Linked DNA regions of Homo sapiens: region 2 is linked to region 1. A link is an interaction called in ENCODE POLR2A ChIA-PET data of the cell type or tissue named here. Cell type or tissue: PC-3. All regions are shown on one strand. Each heading gives the region's core, and the rest is flanking DNA. Links, peaks and the distances in the headings are about the cores only. Region 1 overlaps CCDC174 (coiled-coil domain containing 174). Region 2 has its middle 48 kb from the start of GRIP2.

The links. ChIA-PET counts read pairs that join two places held together with the same protein. Peaks named below come from ENCODE experiments on the same cell type or tissue, not always from the same donor. Only the 100,000 strongest peaks of a DNase experiment are listed, where the experiment ranks them.
Region 2: POLR2A ChIA-PET joins it to region 1 with 6 read pairs; 4 of 35 experiments call an interaction of 5 or more read pairs at or near these places.

What each region holds. Positions count from the first base shown.
Region 1 is chr3:14,653,613-14,656,530 of GRCh38, reverse strand. CCDC174 (coiled-coil domain containing 174) reads right to left here. Exons shown (of 11, transcript NM_016474.5): 2 at 2,001-2,105; 3 at 902-1,002. Among named protein-coding and RNA genes, the nearest start is that of CCDC174, 3.3 kb to the right of the region's middle. In PC-3, for the core only: no CTCF peak of the experiment used is centred there; no DNase peak of the experiment used is centred there; H3K4me3 peaks cover 360 bases.
Region 2 is chr3:14,586,706-14,589,623 of GRCh38, reverse strand. It overlaps a transcript of GRIP2 not described here. Among named protein-coding and RNA genes, the nearest start is that of GRIP2, 48 kb to the right of the region's middle. In PC-3, for the core only: no CTCF peak of the experiment used is centred there; a DNase peak (open chromatin) is centred at 1,433; H3K27ac peaks cover 1,020 bases.

The DNA.
Region 1 (2,918 bases), core at 182-2,681:
TTATGAGCCTCCTGATGTGATTCAATGGGAAGGACACACCACTGCCCACATAGTATTCTTACCAAAAACATTTCATACGACTCTAATTGGTTGTGGGACACTGCAGAAATAACTGGCCTGGACCCTTTAAAAACGTTAATGGCATAACAGACAACCAAAAGGCAAGGGAACAGTTCTAGATTAAAGAAGACTAAACAGATTTGACAACTACAAACAATGGGTAATCTTTGAATCCTGGATTTTTTTTTAAATCTATAAAATACATAATTGTACTGGGATAACTGGTGAAATCTGAATATGGACCACAAAATAGATAATACTAATTTATCAGTGTTAAATTTCTTGGGTTTGATAGCGGTATTGTGGTTATGTAGGAAAATGTCCTTGTTCTCAGAAGATATAGGCTGAACGACTTACAGGGAAAGTATGAAGCTTAAAGTCTCTCTACACACGCGTGTGTGTGTGTAAGAGAGAGAGAGGGAAAGCACATGTGACAAGATGTTAACTGGGGAATTTAGGTGAAGAATATTAGAATGTTCTATGTACCCTTGAAGTTTTTCAAAATAAAAGGTGGGGGGGAAGTTTAGGGTTTCTAAATTCTAGTGTCATCCCACCTAGCCCACACCATGGGAAAACCTCTTAAAAATGTATTGATAATCTTAGTGTCTAACAAAGGCTGACAGCAAGAATGTTTCATCTTATAAACTGTGACTATGTTTTACCTTTTTATAAGACTACAGATATATCTGCAAATTATATTATTTTTAGAGTACTTAGAGCATTGGGCTAGAAGGATGTTAAAAATAAAATTTGTAAATCAAAAAGGACAAAATTTGAACTTCCATTTCTCTGCCTGGGTAGCCTCAAAGCTAACTATATTTACCAGAGCTTATAACTTTACCTTGCTTTGTCTAAAGTCTTCTGTTCTTCAATCTTCTGTTCAGCATCCTTCTCAGCTCGATTTGAAACGCCTACATTCTGTTTGCTCCAGATACTTGGTTTCTGGAGAATAATTTTAGAAGACAAAACAGAACCACATGATTGCCAAAAAATCTCTACTTGTGCATCAGGAAAAAAAAAAACAAAGGAGATCATGAGTTCTTATGAATCAATGGAGATAACTAGATAAGCTGTGTCCTACAAAGATACTGACTATACATGGCAAGCAGGAGCTAAAAAAAGAGCCCTCAATTATATAAATAACTTTTTTTTTTTTCTTTGAGACAGGATCTCACTCTGTCACCCAGGCTGGAGTGTGGTGGTGCGATCTCAGCTCACTGCAGCCTCAACATCCTGGGCTCAAGTGATCCTCCCACCTCAGCTTCCCAAGTAGCTGGGAATACAGGTGCGCACCACCATGCCTGACTAATTTTTTTTTGTAGAGACGGGGTTTTGCCATGTTGCTCAGGCGGGTCTCGAACTCCTGGGGTCAAGTGATCTGCCTGCCTCGGCCTTCCAAAGAGATGGGATTAGAGGCGTGGGAACCACGCCCAGCCTAAAGAGCTTCCTGAGTGCAGAATCACTTCCTACTATCTTTTATCTCCTGAATGATTACAACCTAAATCAAGATTAATGAAAATGTACATATTACAGAGAATTAGTAATACAAATAGTAGACACTATTACCTATAAAACTGGAAAAATTCACAGCTCTTATACACCCTGATATTTTCCGCTATATTCCTATATTATCTAATTGTTTATCTCTATTTGGATACCTAACACTTATAGAACCAGATAACCTTCCATCTGTTTATGAAATGTAAACAATCCACATTTTTCCAAAAGAAGTGCTAAAGAATTAGCACATTACTATGTACTTTTATATAATCTTACTAATTTCTATTTTAATAACATTTCATGCAGATGTTAAATACAAGATAGAGATTTTTCCTTAACATTTATGTGTACAGATACCACTGACAATTTTAAAACACTTAAATATGGTATAATTCTCCCATGTTTGGAACCAATGGAGATAATTAGATCTTATTTTTTACCTTGTTAGTTGTTTTTGGTTTTCCAAAAACTCCAGAATCTTTTAGAAGTTTTTCTTGTTTGAATTCTTCTTGCTTTCGGAAGAGTTCAGCCTTAAGATCTACCAACTAGAATGAAAGCAGTAAGTAAACAAAAATATTAAATTCCTGCAGGTGACTGGATTGCTAAATTATTATAATTTCCAAAGGAATATTTCAAGTTCCGCTAAATGGACAAATATGGCTAAAAAACTAAATGTTTAAGTAACTAAATGTTTAAATGTAGAATCCAGTACACAAATTAAGCTAAGTCATGTTTCATTCTACCTCTGCTGCAAATGCATTTTTACTCTGACTTTCAACACTCGAGGCTTTCCTTAGGCAAGGAGAAAGTGATAAAGCAAAATAAATTAATAAAGTCTGCATCTTTTAGTTTCAGATTAAACTTGCATTATTAAGCACCTTCTCTCTGACTAGCACTGCACTCATTTCATCATCACAACTTATTTCTACAGTGAAATGCTGTAGAAATAACGCTGAAGAGCAGAACATAAACATGAATTAGACATACTCTCTGCCTCAAAGAGCCTACAATGTAACAAGGAAAGTAATTTATACTACCAACAAAATAAAACAAATGACTCTAGAGTGGAAGAAAGTAGCACATAAGTTCAGATAACAGAGCATTTCCTTCTGAGCAGAGTGATCAGAGAAAGCTTAGAGCAGAGCCTTTAAAGACACATTATTTCAACAGCTAGAAATAAAATAGACTGGGTGAATTATAACAGCTCCACGTTTGACTTAATCCATTTCAAAAACCGTAAGCTTGGCTGAATCACACGGTTCAAGAACAGGAAAGAAGGCCAAGGCATAGGGAGTGGGGCAGTTGGGTGAATATTAGTACCTTTCCCTCAGCTACATTAATTACCCCTGCCTACTCTG
Region 2 (2,918 bases), core at 191-2,690, 67 kb after region 1:
TCTAGAGAAAAACCTATCACAGACGCACTAGACAACATGAATAAGGACATTTGTTGCAGTGTCAATAAACTTTTAAAAAGGAATAAACCAACTGTCTATAGGGGATTGGCCTGAGAACTCAGTCACATTGTTCAGGTAAAAAAAATCTCAAAACACATCCTTGAAGAACCTTTCTCCAACCCCTGTCTTCCATCTGCTAGTCCCCACCTCTCCCATGGTAGGCAACAACTACCATCATCCATTTCTAGACTGTCCTTCTAGAAATTTCTTCTATGCCTATAGAAGCAACTGTGAATACATCTTTCCCCCTTTTTAGACAAATAGTTGTGTACTATCATGCATTTCTACACTTTGCTGTTTTATCACGAGGTATATTGTACACAACGAAGAGTGATGGGTACATTTGTATTTTTTAAAGAGCAACATAAAGACGTCCCCAGTGCACCCGTTCTCTAGCTAAAGAAATAGGTTGTGTCTAGTGCCTGGTGTTGCATGGCTCCCCAAGAAGGCTGTTCCAGTTTATGCTCCCACTTAGGATTTGTGTGAGTTTGCAAAAAGGATAAAGACTTGAGATGGTTTTGCTTGTTCAAGGTCCCGAGTGAGTAGGCGCTTTCTGTTCAGCCCCAGGCCTCTGCTCAGTGGGGTGGAGACCACAGCCTGGAGGAGAGGGATGGAGGCAGGTTTTGGGGGGCTGGGTGTGAGGGGCCCGCCATGAGGCCCCTGTCTTGGAGGTCCCTGGATGGATAGCCCTGGAAGCTGGGAGCCAGCTAGAAGCTTGCTGGGGAATCCCCTGTGTGGGAGGTGTGGGGGGCCCTTCAAACAACCACTTTTCAACCAAATGAGCAAATGCTTCCCCTCTCTCATCCAGGGATGGTAATTTTTCTAGGGTGAAAAATGAATTCTCCCAGGAAGCTTTCCTGCCAGAGACCCTGGAGCCTTAAATTTACTGCTTGCCTTCTGTGCTGACGGAACTGAGCCTCAAGATTTATATCCAGGGGTTTGTGGGCAGCTGGCTCTGGGCCGGCGGGAGTCCTGAAGGGCAGGCAGGTGGGTGCAGCTGTATTTTACAGTGAGGCTGGACCCCAGAAGGGTACACATCAGTGGCCACCTGGGTCCCAGGAGAGGCCACCCACCTTGAGTGAGTGGGGAGGGGCTTGAGGCTGATGTCTGAGGACAGCAGAAAGGACCTATTCTCAGAGACCACTCAGTTTGGCTCTCCTGGGTAGTAGGTAGGGAGACAGTGTCCAGAGAAGGAGAGAGGGTGGCCCAGGGTCCCAGGGGAGGCCGGGGTTCCTCACACCCAAGGAGTCAGACTCTGGCTTGAGTGACTTGCTTTTTGCTGTTCTTTTGTTTCTTCTAATATAAACCAGGCTGAACCACAGAGCTCACTAAACAACTCTTGACTGAGTGCCAACAGTTTGTTGGGACCAGAGCAGTGACTAAGACCTCAGTGAACTCTGCCCTCCAGGAACTCACAGACAGAGCTAACGGTCTCCCAGGTTGGGTGCAGGAGCCATGCCCAGGACAGTCTCCTGAGGAGGAGGTTGGGAACAAATATGAAGAGCTTCCATTTACATTTATCTTCTATCACAGTTTAATTTGTTTCTCTTTTTGGGTATGTTGTATAATGTGCATGATATGCAAATATAGTAATACATGGCTACTTTATGAATAATATGTATATGTCACTGCAGAGGAATGCACATTTTTTATAGACGGAGTGCAAGATTGAAAAGATTTGAGGAGGAGCCCTGCCTACCTGTTGGGAGTATAGTAGTTGGAAGGACCCTGAGCTGGGGTCTTGGAGGGCAGAGCGCACCCAGCATTTACTACCATGTGCTGGGCACAGGCACAACCCTTTCTGTAGAGGCCACAATCCTACCAAACAATGGGAGGCAGGGACAGTTAACTTCATTTTGCAGATGAGAAGATTGAGACCCAGAAAAGAGAAGGGTTTTTTTTGTTTTGTTTTTTTTTTTTTTTTGGAGATGGCATCTCACTCTGTCGCCCAGGCTGGAGTGCAGTGGCATGATCTCAGCTCACTGCAACCTCCGCCTCCCAGGTTCAAGCGATTCTCCTGCCTCAGCCTCCCTAGTAGCTGGGACTACAGGTGCCCGCCACCATGCCTGGCTAATTTTTGTATTGTAAGTAGAGATGGAGTTTCACTATGTCACTATGTTGGCCCGGCTGGTCTCGAACTCCTGACCTCAGGTGATCCACACACCTCAGCCTAAAAGAGAAAAGTTTTGCCTAACTTAGTACCTGAGCTAGGATTGGACTCTTGGCCCTCCTGTTGGCCAGTTTCATGGTTCCTCCTTTTTCTACATTTCTAATTTTATAAAACCACATAAGATGTTTGTTGGACATTTAAACTAGTTTTAATAATTAAACACAGCGACATCAATAAACAAAGACATTGCCATGCAGTGGACCTCCTTCTCCATACAGAACTGATATGGACACATTTCTCTGGCTTCTGGCTATTTTTAAGAAAATAAATCCTCTTAAGTGAAATGACTTTTTCTCAGATTAAGCATGTAATTGTTGTTAAATATAGACTATTTTGAAAATAAAGACGAAGAAGAAAATGAAAATCATCCTCCACCTGCCCCCTCCCCAGGGCCACTCTGGTGTATTTCCTTTCAGTCTTTTATCTATCATTTATTTTTGTTGCTGTCATACCACACACATTATTTTATGTTTTGTTTTTTCTTCACCTGGCTTTACAGGATCAGTATTTCCCTGGATTATTAAAAGCCCTTGAGTGGCAGAATGCATCATGGAGTGGTCATTCCAGGCATGGTTTATTTACCTGTTCCCCCATGGTTGGACATCAAGGTTGTCTCAGCACTGGGCTTTTTAAATAAGGCTGCAGTAAGACTTACGTTTCCTGGGGCTGCCATCAGTCTATCATGCAA